2 separate regions of the Homo sapiens genome follow, and region 1 is linked to region 2. A link is an interaction called in ENCODE POLR2A ChIA-PET data of the cell type or tissue named here. Cell type or tissue: CD4-positive, alpha-beta T cell. All regions are shown on one strand. Each heading gives the region's core, and the rest is flanking DNA. Links, peaks and the distances in the headings are about the cores only. Region 1 overlaps PLXDC1 (plexin domain containing 1). Region 2 has its middle 21 kb from the start of STAC2.

Evidence for each region. Peaks named below come from ENCODE experiments on the same cell type or tissue, not always from the same donor. Only the 100,000 strongest peaks of a DNase experiment are listed, where the experiment ranks them.
Region 1: POLR2A ChIA-PET joins it to region 2 with 8 read pairs; 2 of 35 experiments call an interaction of 5 or more read pairs at or near these places.

Annotation. Positions count from the first base shown.
Region 1 is chr17:39,114,765-39,122,951 of GRCh38, forward strand. The region is part of intron 2 of PLXDC1 (plexin domain containing 1); the gene reads right to left. Among named protein-coding and RNA genes, the nearest start is that of PLXDC1, 33 kb to the right of the region's middle. RefSeq lists an enhancer at 4,422-4,471. In CD4-positive, alpha-beta T cell, for the core only: no CTCF peak of the experiment used is centred there; a DNase peak (open chromatin) is centred at 4,097.
Region 2 is chr17:39,242,568-39,250,754 of GRCh38, forward strand. It overlaps the pseudogene LOC101929578. Among named protein-coding and RNA genes, the nearest start is that of STAC2, 21 kb to the left of the region's middle. RefSeq lists an enhancer at 1,787-2,361. In CD4-positive, alpha-beta T cell, for the core only: no CTCF peak of the experiment used is centred there; no DNase peak of the experiment used is centred there.

The sequences.
Region 1 (8,187 bases), core at 2,698-5,197, 130 kb before region 2:
AACTGAATACAGCTTCCACCTGGGAACCTGAGCGGGCCAGTGTTTAAGACGGTTGCTTTGAGGCTCGGAGAAAGGTCTGGTTTCAATCAGCCTGCTTCCTGGGCCCCGCACAGCGAGAGCTTTCCCCAAACCTCCGGGCGTCTGAAATGAGTGCCCGGGACAGAAGCCACGCTCTGCAGTTGTGAAGCCCAAACAGATGCTGACGTGTCTCTTGCCGCCTCAGCTAAGACTGCAAAGCGTGAGCTTCCTGGGAATGCATCTTCCTGGCCCGTTGCTCGGAGTTCTCTGCTTCACAGCAAAGACAAGCAGTCTGATCCAAACTAGTGCTGTTCTGCAGAGAAACCAGGCCCTGTGTCACGTGCCTCAGCTCTGACACCTGGATGATCCCTGGACTCATTCTTGGAGTTCCCGATGACCCCTGCAATGGCACCTCTTAACTGACAGAAAACTTCCATCTATTCTGACTCAAGGAAAGTCAGAAATGAAACGAGCTGCTGCCTCTAACTCCTAAGCTGATTCTCTCCAATGAGTCAGCAGATCCCAGGGAAGGCAAGAGCCTCGAAGCCTAACGATGCCCTACTCAGGCCAGCGAGGGTGAGGCCAAGCTCTGCTTCAGGCCTCAGAAGTGCCAAGTACAGCTGGCCTGCCAGGGGGAGGACTGGCTCAAGGGCAATGCCATGCAGAATCTGCTGCAGGTCCCAAACAGGCCCAACAGACTGCCCTCCTGGCACACCTGACTTTTATTACTCCAGGACAGTGAAGCCAGGAGCCATATCTACTCAGCTCTGGCTGAGGGTGGCCACACAGTGATGGGTGAGGCCAAATTGCACCCTGGAGGGAGGGGGCGACTTGCAGGGGGATCACTCCTGGGCAGAGCCAAGCACAAAGCCTGCAGGGGAGCATTTGGGAGCGTGGGAGGAAGGAGAAGGGAAGCTGGCATTTGCTGAGTGGTGATGGGAGAGTGCTGGGCATTTCATATTTGTTACTGCAGGGCAACCCTAGGAGGTGAGCACTAATATTAGTCCCATTTTCTCAGTGGGGAAACTGAGACTAGAAATCATGTAACTAGGCCAGGCATGGTGGCTCATGCCTGTAATCCCAGCACTTTGGGAGGCTGAGACAGGGCGGATCACCTGATGTCCGGAGTTCAAGACCAGCCTGGCCAACATGGTGAAACCCATCTCTACTAAAAATACAAAAATTAGCTGGGTGTGGTGGCGCATGCCTGTAATCCCAGCTACTGGGGAGGCTGAGGCAGTATATTCAATTGCTTGAATCCAGGAGTGGAGGTTGCTGTGAGCCGAGATTGCGCCACTGCACTCCAGCCTGGGTGACACAGTGAGACTCCGTCTCAAAAAAACAAAAAATAAAAAGAAATAATGTAACTGTATGAAACCAGGTCAGTTCCACTCAAAGACAGTGACCTTTCCTCTATCCACTGTCTCTGAGATCTTTAAGCAACAGCTCTCCGGGAAGGTGACTTAGGCTACCTACCAGTCATTGGTTAAACTCTCAATCAGAAGGACCACTGTCTGGAGGCTGGAGCTCAGGGATGGTGGCACATTCATCTCCGCCCCCAGCACCTCCCTAGCGCAGGGGTTGGCACCTGGCATCTGGTGGGTGTTCAGCATCTGCTTGCCAAATGAGCTGAATCACAAGGATTCTGCAGCCAATGGTGTCAAGACTGTGCTGAGAATGTGCAGTGTGGCTCTGACAAGGACAGCATCCTCCCCCATCTCCAGTGGCAGGTGACACAAAAGCCACTTGTGGAGGAACCAGCTGCCTCCTCTGGGAATCCAAGCCCACAGACAGCATTCCCAAACCTGGGACATCCTGGACACAGGAAGGTGTCTCTGGATTCCTCAATTTCTTCTCTGAGGAAGTAAAGCCAACAAGGCAGATACCTTCGGGGGCAAGGAAGAGAAACCCAGCTTCAACACGGAGGACATGTGTTAGACCAAGCGTCTGAGAGCCTGGCAGCAGGCATGGAACATGGATGATCCTCGTGTCATCAGGACATTGTCCTAAGTGTGACTGCCTCCTGGTCCAAAGAGGGCTGCCTATAGCCACTGAGGCAGCATGCTTCCTTGTCGGGTTCAAAAGGAGAAACCTCGCACCAAGAGTGGAACACAAGATCTTCCCTTCAGTCTGATGTGGCCCCCGATTATTACAAGGGCCAGGGCGTGCCAGATTGGTTAAACCAGTCTACTTCCCCCAGGAACTGGGGATCATGGCTCCGCTAGGAATGGGGAATGGAAGCTGGGTGAGCAAAGGCCTGACATCAGGGTTGACGGGGAATGTGGCTCAATGACCAAGACCAAGCTCTTTCAGTCTTTCTTCTCTGCCACTTTCAGTGTGGGCTTCATTGTAAGGCTAGGCATCTTGTAGTGACGGGATGGCAGACAGTGGCAACTAGCCCTGGCTCATGGAAGCAAGACAGGCACAGCACACCTCTCCCCGACCACTGAATGAACACGTGTGCTTCAAGATGGCAGGGTCAACCTGGGTCCCCTGCCACCTCTGGACTAGGAAGCCCTAGATGCTAAACAGCTTCCACCTAAACCAAACACCAGCTGGGGGGTAGGATTATCATGGAACCCAAGATCCCATTCCTATTGTACAAGGCTGTAAGGTAAAATATATGTTGAAAAGTCAACCGCAATGTCCACTTGCCATCTGAATCCAACCAATGAACCAGTACTCTCAAAAGACAAGAAGCACTTTGGGAGGCTGAGGCAGAAACATCGCTTGAATCCAGGAGTTCAAGACCAGCTTGGGCAACATAGTGAGACCCTCCCCCCAAGTCTACAAAAAAAAAAATGCAAAAATTAGCTGGGCATGGTGGCATGCACCTGTAGTCCCAGCTACTTGTGAGGCTGGGGCAGGAGGATTGCCTGATCCCAAGGGATCAAAGCTGCAGTAAGCCATGATCATGCCACTGCATTCCAGCCTGGGCAACAGAGCAAGACATTGTCACAAAACAAAACCAAGAGACATGCCTTTTACTTTCTGGAAGCAGAGCTGAGTAAAGGGTTTGATTGGCCAGCATCCTCCAATCTGTCCACATGCCCAGGGAGGTGCAACAGTTCTGCCAACCACTCAGGCCTTGTGGAATGAAAAAGAAGAGACTTCAGCTGGGGCAGGGCTGCTCCATTGCCTGTATTGATTGTCTCCATCCAGTTCTTTATGAGGCCAGAGTTTACCCAGGTTCCTCAGGGCTGAGCATCAGTGATGCAATGAAAGCTATTGCCACCTACCCGCGGCGTTCTAGAGCCAGTCCTTTTAGTCTAGAATTCCTTCCCTCCCTCCCTCCCTCCCTCCCTTCCTTCCTTCCTTCCTTCCTTCCTCTCTCTCTCTCAATCTCTTCCTTCCTTCCTCTCAATCTCTTCCTTCCTTTCTCTTTCTTTCTTTCTCTCTCTGTCTGTCTGTCTCTCTCTCTTTTCTTTTCTTCTTTTTTGAGATGGAGTTTCGTTCTTGTCGCCCAGGCTGGAGTGCAATGGTGAGATCTGGGCTACTGCAACCTCTGCTTCCTGGGATCAAGCGATTCTCCTGCCTCACCCTCCAGAGTCTCTGGGATTACAGGTGCATACCACCACACCCAGCTAATTTTGTATTTTTAATAGAGACAGGGGTTTTACCATGTTGGCCAGGCTGTTCTTGAACTCCTGACCTCAGGTGATCCACCCACCTTGGTCTCCCAAAGTGCTGGGATTACAAGCATGAGCCACCATGTCCGCCTAGTCTACAATTTCTGATGCTCCTGAAACATCAATGTTGTATGGAGCCCTGCTAACTAAAATTTCAGGTGTGACATTATATTTTAAATAATATCCTTGTACCAGACATGTTTTAGGATGCTCCATCCCCATCCCAATGACGTTTGCCCCCAGACCCGTAGGCCCTGCTGAGTTGACTACACCCATCACAGTCTCCTACATGACCCTGTGCTTCCTCAGACTGATTGGACATAGGTAATCACATGATTCAAAAGCAGCTCATCTATTGGAAGCCTACAATCTACAGCTTGTGCAGCCTGAGCCAATCAGATCACCACCCGGGAGGGTGAAATTGGGAAACTGAGAAGCTGGCAGCAAGAGAGCTGAGTTGAAAGATCTTGGAGACTTAGGAACTGAAACCATTCAAGATGAACAGAGTCTGTGAGAAAAAAAGAAAAAAAGGAACCGAAACCATCCTGAGCTGTCTGCAGAAGACTTCTGATCCACAGAAAGGAAAGGCAGACCTTATATACATTTGGCTTCAATAAACATATGATGAATTAATGAAAAGGAGGCAAGAACTGGGGGAGGGGACCTGGTTCCCAACAGCTTTCCAGCTTCCTTGAGGTCTGGCTGTCCTTCATGTCCAGCCCTTGGGTCTCCCATGATCGTCTTCTGCACCCTCACGATAATCCTTCTCTGTGGGACAGCTCAAATAGCTCCTCAGAACCAAAAGGACCTTAAATAGAATAGCCTTGCTTATGAGGTGATCAGAGGAAAAACCTCCAGGGTGAGCCCAGGCAGTCCTTCACTGGTACAGACAGCAAGAGTGTGAATGAGCCCACCACAAAGCAAGGGTACGTGTTTGAGATTATGAATGTGCAAATTACCCTGATCTGATCACTATACATTATATGTATTGAAACATTACTATGTACCCCATGAATATGTACAATTATTTGTCAATTAAAAAATTAAATTAGATCGGGCGTGGAGGCTCAGGCCTGTAATGCTGGTACTTTGGGAGACCCAGGTGGGTGGATCACTTGAGCTCACGAGTTCGAGACCAGCCTGGGCAACATGTTGAAACCACCATCTCTACAAAAAATACCAAAACTGGCCAGGGGTGATGGCGTGCTCCCATAGTCCGAGCTATTCAGAGTCTGAGGCAGGAGAATCGTTTGAGCCTGGGAAGTTGAAGCTGCAGTGAGCCAAGATCGCACCACTGCACCCCAGCCTGGGCGACAGAGTGAGACCCTGTCTCAAAAAAAATTTTTTTTTAACTTCATTTTTAAAAAGAATATGAATGAGAAGAGAGAACTGAGAAACTAAATTTCTGGGAGAACTTTTCCCTGGCAACACATCAGCCACTGTAAACTAAAAATAAAATCCTAAGTCCCCCAACCAACTGAATGGACCCCCTCTTGGCCAATGAGACCCCAGAAAAGCTGAGTTCCCAGCCATAATGGGATGGGAGACCAGACACACCTCATTGTAACCCCTCCCTTTTGCAGTTTAGACACAACTACCAGCATTAATATTAAAATAGAGATCAGAAGACAGACAGAATGGACTCTGTGGCAATATGATATCAAATTATAAAGAGGACCTAAGGCCATGACAGGCACGGGTTAAATCACGCACCCCTGCAGGCCACTCTGACCCAGCGCTTTTTTGTTTTGTTTTTTGAGATGGAGTTTCGCTCATGTAACACAGGCTGGAGTGCAATGGCACCACCTCGGCTCACGGCAACCTCTGCCTCCCAGGTTCAAGCGACTCTCCTGCCTCAGCCTCCCAAGTAGCTGGGATTACAGGCACCCGCCACCACGCCCGGCTAAATTTTGTATTTTTAGTAGAGACCGACCTCAGGTGATCCACCCTCCTCGGGCTCCCAAAGTGCTGGGATTACAGGTGTGAGCCACTGCGCCTGGCCTGACCCAGCATATTGAGTCTTGCTCTGACATATCACATGACATATCAGATAAGGCATGAGATGATGTGACTCTGGCAGATCATACGATACATGGCATGATATGATTGGCAGATCACATGATGATTAGCAAACTTCTTTATCTTAAACATTCTTTTCCACTGACTCCAAGTTTTCTATTTTTATTTATTTTAGGTTTTTTTTTTTTTTTTGAGACAGGGTCTCACTCTCTTGCCTGATCATGGCTCACTGCAGCCTCAGTCCTCGACCTCCAGGGCTCAAGTGATCCTTCCGCCTCAGCCTCTTGAGTAGCTGGGATCACAGGCATATGCCACCACACCCAGCTAATTTTTTTTTTTTTTTTTTTTTTGAGACAGAGTTTTGCTCCTGTTGCCCAGGGTGGAGTGCAATAGCACAATCTCGGCTCCCTGCAACCTCCCGGGTTCAAGTGATTGTCCTGCCTCAGCCTCCCAAGTATCTGGGATTACAGGCATGCGCCATCACGCGCAGCTAATTTTGTATAATTTTGTATTTTTAGTAGAGACAGGGTTGGGATTACAGGCATGAGCCACTGCACCTGGCCAAACACCCAGCTAATTTTTAAATTTTTTGTAGAGTCAAGGTTTCACCATGTTGCCCAGTCTGGTCTCAAACTCCTGGACTCAAGCGATCCTCTCACCTCGGCCTCCCAAAGTGCTGGGATTACAGGCATGAGCCACTGCACTTGGCCTCTACTGACTCCAGGTTTTTGAACAAAGCCTTACTCCTTTAACCAATTGCAAATTAAAGAATCTCTGAACCCACCTATGACCTGTGAGCTCTCACTTCAAGATAGCTCACCTTTTTTGGGCCAAAGCAACATATAAACTCCATATATTAATTTATGACTTTGCCGGTAACTTCTGCTTCCCTAAAATGTATAAAGCAGAGTTGTCACCTGTCTCAGGATCACTTACTCAAGGCTTCTTGGGTTTGTGTTTTCTCCAGGCTGCAATCGCTCATAGAGGCTCAGAATAAACCTCCTAGTTTGATTTCTCTGCCAACACCACTGTGATTCTTCTTCTCTAAAGTCAATCACTGCTAGCTTCTTGGCTGGCCATTGGGAAAAAGAGTCCCATGGCTTGAAATTCACCAACTTTGGGGATACTTCCCAACTGCCACCATAGGCCCCTTATCACGCTGCCACCCACATGGGCAGTTTTGATGGAGGAACCCCACCCATGGCAAAGACTAATAACTGCCTCCCAATAACCACTCTCTCCTTCTTCCTTGAGTTGCAGAGGCTCCCAGTTATAGCTAGGCACACAGTCACACAGTTAAACCATATTTCCCAGCCCTCCTTATGGCTAGGTATGGCTACATGACTATGTCTGGCCAATGGAAGATGAGCAGAAAGATTGCCCGTAATAAGAATGGGTGACCGGGTCCGGAGGCTCACCCCTTTGGGAGGCTGAGGCCGGCAGATCACTTGAGGCCAGGAGTTCGAGACCAGCCTGGCCAACATGGCGAAACCCCATCTCTACTAAAAATACAAAAATTATCTATGTGTGGTGGTGGGCGCCTGTAATCCCAGCTGCTCGGGAGGTTGACACAGGAGAATCACTTGAACCCAGGAGGTGGAGGTTGTCGTGAGCTGAGATCACGCCACTGCATTCTAGCCTGGTTGACAGTTCAAGACTCTGTCAAAAAAAAAAAAAAAAAGGGGGGGGGGACTGGGTGCAGTGACTCACGCCTGAAATCCCAGCACTTTGGGAGGCCGAGGTAGGCGGATCACTTGAAGTCAGGAGTTTGAGACCAGCCGGGCCAACATGTTGAAACCCCGTCTCTACTAAAAATATTTAAAAATTAGCCAGGCGTGGTGAGGCACACCTGTAATCCCAGCTACTCAGGAGGCTGAGGCAGGAGAATCACTTCAGCCAAATCGCACCACTGCACTCCAGCCTGGGTGACAGAGCGAGACTCTGTCTCAAAAAAAAAAAAAAAAAAAAAAAAAAGACTGGGGTGCCCTCTCTCTGCCTGGCTGGGATGCAGATGTGATGGTGGGAGCTGAAATAGCCATCTTGAGCTACAAAATGGAAAGCACATGTTTTAGAAGGCAGAGCCGCAAGATAGCAGGAACCTAGGCCCCCAACACCAGGCCAGTCTATCCCAGGGTATGGTCACTATAATCCATATTGATGTGCCTCTTAAAAAGGATGCGGAGACCTTGCCTGGCAGTGAACCTTCCCAAGGAATTCACACAATTCACAGCCCATTGTAGAAGCTCTGACCAGGATGACTTGACATTACAAAGGAGCTCAGTGAGGGTTACACGAGCCACGCCGCTTGGCAAGTCCACCAAATGGAATGATGTTTCCTTGAAATGTGTGCAAGAAGCCCTGATCAATAATCCACATTTGTTTTGGGAGGCAGTGTGATATGGATTTCAAACATTTTTGGTCCTGAAATCATTTCTTCCAACAAATCTTTCATAGAAGCTCAATACACAAATCACATCAAAGTAAAGCCACATTGGGAGAAGGACAGAGAAGGGTTGGAGCC
Region 2 (8,187 bases), core at 5,333-7,832:
GCCTGACCAACATGGAGAAACCGTCTCTACTAAAAATACAAAATTAGCTGGGTGTGGTGGCACATGCCTGTAATCCCAGCTACTCGGGAGACTGAGGCAGGAGAATTGCTTGAACCCGGGAGGTAGAGGTTGCTGTGAGCCGAGATCACGCCATTGCACTCCAGCCTGGGCAAAAAAAAAAGAATGGAAGCTTGGCCGGGAGCTATGGTTCATGACAGTAATCCCAGCACTTTGGGAGGCCGAGGCGGGGGGATCACTTGAGGTCATGAGTTTGAGACCAGCCTGGCCAACATGATGAAACCCCCATCTCTACTAAAAATACAAAAATTAGCTGGGCATGGTGGCATGCGCCGGTAGTCCCAGCTATTCCAGAGGCTGAGGCAAGAGAATCGCTTGAACCTGAGAGGCGGAGGTTGCAGTGAGCCAAGATCACACCATTGCACTCCAGCCTGGGTGACAGAGCAAGACCCCGTCTCAAAAAATAAAATAGAATGGACACTGGTTGGGGATGGAAAGTTGCTGTCGTAGTATGTGGCTGACAGGTGGCAGGCGGGTAACGGGTTTTGGGTGGACTCCCTTGCATGTGGGTGGATCTGGAGTCGCCCTGTTTTCTCTGTTTCTTCTCCATCTCAGTTCACACCTCGGAAGAAAGGTGGAGAGAAAGGCATCCCTTTCCGCCTCCAGATCGACACCTTCAGGCCCAGTGACAAGGGGCTGCCGCTAGACCACCTGCACTCAGCTGGCTGCCTCATCAAGGTGTTTAAGGTACAGGCAGCAATGGGGCCCATTTTCCTCTCTCTCAGGGCTGTCACCTGGCCTCGCCGGCTGTGTGGGTTCTGGCCCCACGTTGCTGTGGATCCTCAGCCTGCTGTGCCCCATCTCTTGGACTGTTTCCTTTTCTGTACACAGAGGGATGGGGCTTGGTCTCTGTCTCACAGCCAATCCAACAGAGCCACTGAAGAGAGGCAGGCAGGTAAAGAAAGAGTCTTTGGGCCGGGCGCGGTGGCTCACGCCTGTAATCCCAGCACTTTGGGAGGCTGAGGTAGGTGGATCACAAGGTCAAGAGGTCGAGACAAGCCTGGCCAATAGGGTGAAACCCCATCTCTACTAAAAATACAAAAATTAGCCGGGCGTGGTGGCACGAGCCTGTAATCCCAGCTACTCGGGAGGCTGAGGCAGGAGAATCGCTTGAACTCAGGAGGCGGAGGTTGCGGTGAGCTGAGATCGCGCCACTGCACTCTAACCTGCACAACGGAGCGAGACTGCAGCTCAAAAAAAAAAAAAAAAAAAAAAAGAAAAGAAAGGAGCCTGAGGCTTTCCTCATCATCCTCCTGCAGCACAAAGGAGCGGAAACTGAAAATGGACCGTGAGAAGATGGAGAAACAGCCCCTGCATGAGAGGGACAAGTATCAGACCGCCTGCGAGAGCACTGTCTTCTTGGAGGTGTGTGTGTTGGGGCGAGAGCAGGAGGGGAGAGTTGGAGAAAAGATCCTCACGGTACAGATGGGGAAATGGAGGCCTCCAGGGCTCTGACTGCTGCAAGCCCATCACAGCCCCCTGGGGACTCCACCACTTCCTGCAAAGGACACTCTCTGCCCTGTCTGTGGTTGTTGAAGCTTCCAGGAGCTGACGCCCTCCAGGCTGCCTGTCCTACGCGGGCCATCGCCACCTCCTTCCTTGTGTGCTCCCTCTGCCTGGCCCCCTCCTCCTCCTGCTGCTCCTCCTGGCCAGCTCCTCCAAGGCCCTTCCTCACTGCCCCAGGCCCGCCGGGTGGTTAACTTCTTCCTTCCTGTGGAAACCCAGTCCACTTGTCAGGCCCCTGGTCAGCTCTTAATATACAGGTGGAGAGAAGGGAGCAATGACCAGCCTTGCTGTGTGTTTGCCTGCAGTGTTCGCCATGGCCGGAGTCCCCTGCAAGGCCCCGGCCACCTCTCAGCTCTCTGGCTCTGACCTCTCCCCACTCCTGCAGGCTCTTGTCCCCAGAAAGGTGAGGCAGGATGAGCACCTCCTGTCAGCCCTTTGGGGTGAGAGTGAAGAAAAGAGCTCCCAGCCCAGGCATGGAGCAAAGGGCAGGGCTGGGGATTGGTGGGGAATTTGTGGGGTGAGGACAGGAGCAAGCTCTGTGTCCCAGGGCAGGCCTGGAGGAAGGGTGTTGGTGGAGGGAGACTGGCTGTAATGCTCCGCAGAGTTCTTGAACCTTTGCTCCTCCTCATAGGCTCTGTTCCTCACCACCATTCGCTCTGGATACCTTGGGGTGTAGCCCAGTTGAGGTGAGCCTTCCCCTTCCCACTCTCCACTGTCCCAAAGCCTTCTCCGCAGCTTCATCTCAAGCTCCAGAATGGAGTGGCCCTGCCCCCTGGTGGCCAGATGTGATATGGCCATAGATTGTAACTTACCTGATAAGACTGGGCAGGAAGAGCCTCCCTTCTCAGACTTGGGACCTCCCAAGGGAGGGGCTGTTTCCCTTTCTTGTTCTGTCCCTGGGTCCTGGTATTACCTGGACCATCCATTTTATACCTCAGGATCTGAACCAAAAAGCCCCCATCTCAGAGACACAGCAATGGTTGCATCAGCACTGGTTCTCCAGCTACTGCCGGATGCTGGCCAACTTCACTGGTGAGGCTAGTGTCTGGCAGGAGCCAGACCTGTAGGGGACTGAGAGTGGGTGGGACACACAGGCAGGAAGCCTGTCTCTGTCCTGGCTTGTTGTGGGCCCTTCAACTAACATTTACTGGGGACTAAGAGTTGCCCAGCATTGTGCTAGGCTCTCGTCTCACGAATTATCCCATATAATTTATACACTATTCCTTGAGGACAGTGCCCAGAGAGGTTAAATAACTTGCCCAAGGACACACAGCTAACAAGTGGCAGAACTGGCATTTAAATCCAAGCCTGACTCCCATATCTGAGCACACTAGGGCTATTTGTAGACTAATAGACTGTGTCCCTTACTTCCCACCCTTGATCCCAGGCCTCTTTCCTCAGTCTGGCCCTGTCTGACTCTACAGGTCTGGATCTGCTGAAGCTTACATGCCAGGACCTTATCCAAATCTGCGGGGCTGCTGATGGGATCCGCCTTTTCAATACTCTTAGAGCCAGGTGCTGGACACTGCCAACCAGGGTCCCCTTCCCACTGTAGTGGCCCTTACTAACTTAGCTAGCAGGTATGTTTCATACAATTTTTTTTTTAATATGGAGTTTCACTCTTGTTGCCCAGGCTGGAATGCAATGGCGCAATCTTGGCTCACTGCAACCTCTGCCTCAGGTTCAAGTGATTATCCTGCCTCAGCCTCCTGAGTAGCTGGGATTACAGGCGTCTGCCACCATGCCTGGCCAATTTTTTTTTTTTTTTTTTTTTTGAGACGGAGTCTTTTGCCCAGGCCGGACTGCAGTGGCACTATCTCGGCTCACTGCAAGCTCCGCCTCCTGGGTTCACGCCATTTTCCTGCCTCAGCCTCCCGAGTAGCTGGGACTACAGGCGCCTGCCACCGCGCCCGTCTAATTTTTTGTATTTTTAGTAGAGACGGGGTTTCACCACGTTCGTCAGGCTGGTCTTGAACTCCTGACCTCAGGTGATCCACCTGCTTTGGCCTCCCAAAGTGCTGGGATTACAGGAGTGAGCCACTGCACCCGGCTCATACAATGTTTAAGCCAGAAGTCACCTTAAAGACCACTTAGTCCCACTCCCTCTTTTTACAGAAGAAACTCAGGCCCAAGAAGGACAGTGACCAGTCTGAGGTCACAACCCAAAGCTGGCAGGGCTGGGGTGAAAAGCTAGGCTCCTGTGACCTCCTTCTGTGGCCATCCCACCTGCCTCATTCCATTTCTGGGGATAGAGATGTCTGTGGGGTTTTTTCCTCCCCATTTTTTCTCCCCCTAGTGTCCAGCATTCGTTAAATACCTAAGAACTACTTAGTGACCTCCCTCCCTCGAGACCTGGGAGGAGGCTGGGATCTCTCCTAGGATGGGGGCTAGAAGTGGGAGCTGTTAGTTCAGGTATAAGACTGATACATAGACTGTTTTCCTGGCCCAGGCCCATCTGTCACCAACTGACTTTGTATGTGGCTCAGGAGACCTCTAGGCAAGGGAACGAGGTTCCTAAGAACCCTGACTCAGGTGAGGTTCTGGCCTCTCTCTCCAGAACATAGGAAATTCAGGTGTAGCTGCATGAAACCTCTCCCTAGAAGAGGAATGGTGATACCCCACCATTCCTGGGACCCAGGATGCCCTTCTTGGCATTTCCCTACCTTCCATGACCAGATTAGTCCCTCTCCTTCCAGAATGTCTCCTTGGGTTTATTCACCATGTTCTACTCCTCCACCCCACCTGATCGTCACTGCATTAGCATATGGGATTAGAACATCATCTTGTTATGTACTTGGGTCCCAGTCACTAATATGTGGGTGTCCTGTCTTTAAACTGGGGGTTCCCCTCAGACACCTCCCAAAAGATGAGGGATGAGAGGTGAAGTAGACTTTTTTCTTTTTTTTTTTTTTTTGAGACGGAGTCTCACTCTGTTGCCCAGGCTGGAGTGCAGTGGCGCGATCTCAGCTCACTGCAACTTCTGCCACCCAGGTTCAAGAGATTCTCCTGCCTCAGCCTCCCAAGTAGTTGGGATTACAGGAGCCTGCCACCATGCCCAGCTAATTTTTGTAGTTTTTAGTAGAGATGGGGTTTCACCATCTTGGCCAGGCTGGTCTTGAACTCCTGACCTCGTGATCCACCCCTCGGCCTCCCAAAGTGCTGGGATTACAGGCATGAGCCACCACACCCAGCCAACTTTTCCCTCTTTACTTCTCCTCCCCCCACCCCATAGCCATCTTCCTGGCACCCCTGGTTTCCTGTGGGCACATCTCTGGACTCCCTTCCCCTGCTGACCCCTGCCTCTGTGTTGCCCATGCCCCCAGACTTTTATCAAGAGATCTCTCTGGATGAACTCAGTGCTGTAGAGCTGATGGGGAAACTGGCTGAGCTCTGGCCATCCCAGCCAATCAGATCCATCACCTTTTCCACCAGGGCACCGGGGGCATCTTCATTCTCCTCAGTGACCAGATAAAGGGCAGCCATTTCCTGTCGCAAATCCCCACGGAGGCCTCGCTAACACTTCTGCCTCAGATTAAGCTTTCTTTTCCATGGCATGGCTTGTTCTCTTTGGCTCCAATAACAAAATTGCCTTTGTGCCCGCTTCACTCTTACAGGTGGTCCAGAATTTTAAGGACGAATCATACTTTGTGGCTGTGGTGAAAAAAGGGATTTTAGAGGCAGAGGAGTGTGCCTGGCTGGCCCTATAAAGGGGGATAAGAGTGTGCTGAGCATATATTCCGTCTCCTAAATGAGACTAAAAGGCTCTTTGGGGGCCAGGCGCAGTGGCTCATGCCTGTAATCCCAGCACTTTGGGAGGCTGAGGCAGGTGGATCACTTGAGGACAGGAATTCAAAACCAGCCTGGCCAACATGGCAAAACCCCATCTCTATAAAAAATACAAAAAACTACCCGGGCGTGCTGGCACGTGCCCGTGGTCCCAGCTACTTGGGAGGCTGAGGCAGGAGAATCCCTTGAACCCAGGAGGCAGAGGTTGCAGTGAACCGAGATTGCCCCACTGCACTCCAGCCTGGGTGACAGAGCGAGTCTGTCTCAAACGTCTCAAAAACAAACAAACAAACAAAAAACCTCTTTGAAGGGGATTAAGGGGATGTGTCCCAATTAACTAGCAAACACCTGTGAATGCCAGCTTTGTGTCAAGGGGAGAGGGATTTGTATAGCTAAAAGATATTTATTGCTTAGGAAAAACATGACTGAATAAATGCATCCTCATTAAATAAAAAATGCTCCAGTTTCTGTTGTCAGGGAGTTTATTAGAGGGAAAGGTAAGGCCCCCACTTTTCTCCACCTGCCCCTGGCATGATACAAGGCAGAAGGGCAGGTGCTTCCTGGACATCATCTGGCATAGGGCACCTCTGACTAGTCTGCTTGGCATCTGGTTATTCAGATGTTTGCCTTCCACCCCTCCACATGCCAGAGCTGGTCAGCTTGGCTTATGTACACAAGGGGGTAGGAAGAGGTAGATGTGAAGTCGGGTTTTAAGACACGTGTGGCCGGGCGTGGTGGCTCACACCTGTAACCCCAGCACTTTGGGAGGCCGAGGTGGGCAGATCATGAGGTCAGGAGTTCAAGACCAGCCTGGCCAAAATGGTGGAACCCCATCTCTACTAAAAATACAAAAATTAGCCAGGCGTGGTGGCGGGCACTTGTAATCCCAGCTCCTCGGGAGGCTGAGGCAGGAGAATCGCTGGAACCCGGGAGGTGGAGGTTGCAGTGAACTATCGTGCTACTGCACTCCAGCCTGGGTGACGAGCGAAACTTCACCTCAAAAAAAGAAATAAAACAAAAAAACACTTGGGTGTGCCAGACGCATTGTAGGCTGCTTGGAGGGTGAGGACCTGACTGGTCCTGCTGGTGCCTTTTTACTGCTTTCGGTGCAGAATCCAGATGGCTACTACTTGGTTCTGACCTAGGCCAGGGGAACTCCACTGCTCAAGAGACTGATAGCTTGTCTTCACCAGAAACCTTGTTAAAACACTTGGCTGACTCAACAGGCTCCAGGTGAGCCAAAGTATCTTGCATCTCACCCCGAGAGGAGGCAAGTAGCCTCCAGCTTCACTTTTCTTTCTGGTCAGCAGCAATGGCTGTTGGAAGTCTTCCTTACCCATTCGTTCTTCTGAGCTGGCCAAGTTTATGAGGCAAAAAAAAAAAAAAAAAAACTGGCAATGTGGAAAGAGCTTTTGCCATGAGCAGTGTTGGCTGGTGATCACTGAGAGTGTTAATTCATTTAAAAATTTTAAGCCCTTTTTAAATTAAAAGTTAATTTTTAAAAGGTATATACACTTAATGTGTTGTCCAATGTGTTGAACATTTAATGTGGTGTTCAGTTTTCTTGGCTTTATTGTCCCCAAGGGGAAATGTCTTCTGCTTAAACTATAAACTAGGGCAAAGGATGGGGTCTGGAACAAGGGAATAAATCAATCCAGCTGGATCTTTTTTTCACAATTAGTTTGGGCAAAACTAATTACTAAAGCCTCCAAAAGACCATTCAATATTCAAATCACTGTACCTACTAAAAAACTCAGTTCTAAGAGATTTAGGAAATACTATAGCTATTATCTAGAATTGAGGCTATGGGGCTTTTAGAAAAAAAAATTTAGACATATTGTTTCCTTAGTTTTAAGAGATGAGGTCTCTGTTGTCCAGACTGGTCTTGAACTCTTGGTGTCAAGTGATCCTTCCATCTAAACTCTCAGTAGCTGGGATTATAGGTGTGCACCACTGTGCTTGACTTTTTTTTTTTTTTTACCTTAAATTTTATTAATCTTTCCCTAAAGTCATAAATTTAATTTTTTTTTTTTTTTTGAGATGGGAGTCTTGCTCTGATGCCCAGAGGTAGAGTGCAATGGTGCAATCAATCTGGGCTCACTGCAACCTCCACCTCTAGGATTCAAGCAATTCTCCTGCCTCAGCTTCCCGCATAGCTGGGATTACATGCTTGCACCACCACGCCCAGCTAATTTTTGCATTTTTGGTAGAGATGAGTTTCATCACGTTGGCCAGGCTGGTCTCAAACTCCTGACATCGTGATCCGCCTGCCTCAGCCTCCCAAAGTGCTGGGGTTACAGGCGTGAGCCACCGTGCCTGGCCTACTTTTTTTTTTTTTTAATTTATAAAGAAAAGAGGCTCTTTTTTGGCCGGGCGTGGTGGCTTACACCTGTAGTTCCAGCACTTTGGGAGGCTGAGGTGGGCGGATCACCAGTGGTCGGGAGTTCGAGATCAGCCTAGCTAACATGGTGAAACCCTGTCTCTATAAAATATACAAAATTAGCTGGGCATGGTGGTGTGTGCCTGTAATCCCAGCTATTTGAGAGGCTGAGGCAGGAGAATCTCTTGAACCCGGGAGGCAGAGGTTGCAGTGAGCCCCGGGGTTGGTCTCCAAAAGAAAAAAAAAAAGGTTTGACTCAGTTTTGCTTTTCACGTTTAGGTCAGTAACCAACTGAAATTGATTTTTGTGTATCTTGCAGGTAGGAATCTAGTCCTCTTTTTCCATACAGAAAACCACTTTTTTTTTTTTTTTTTTTTCCTGAGATGGAGTTTCGCTCTTTTGCCCAGGCTGGAGTGAAGTGGTGAAGTGGCACGATC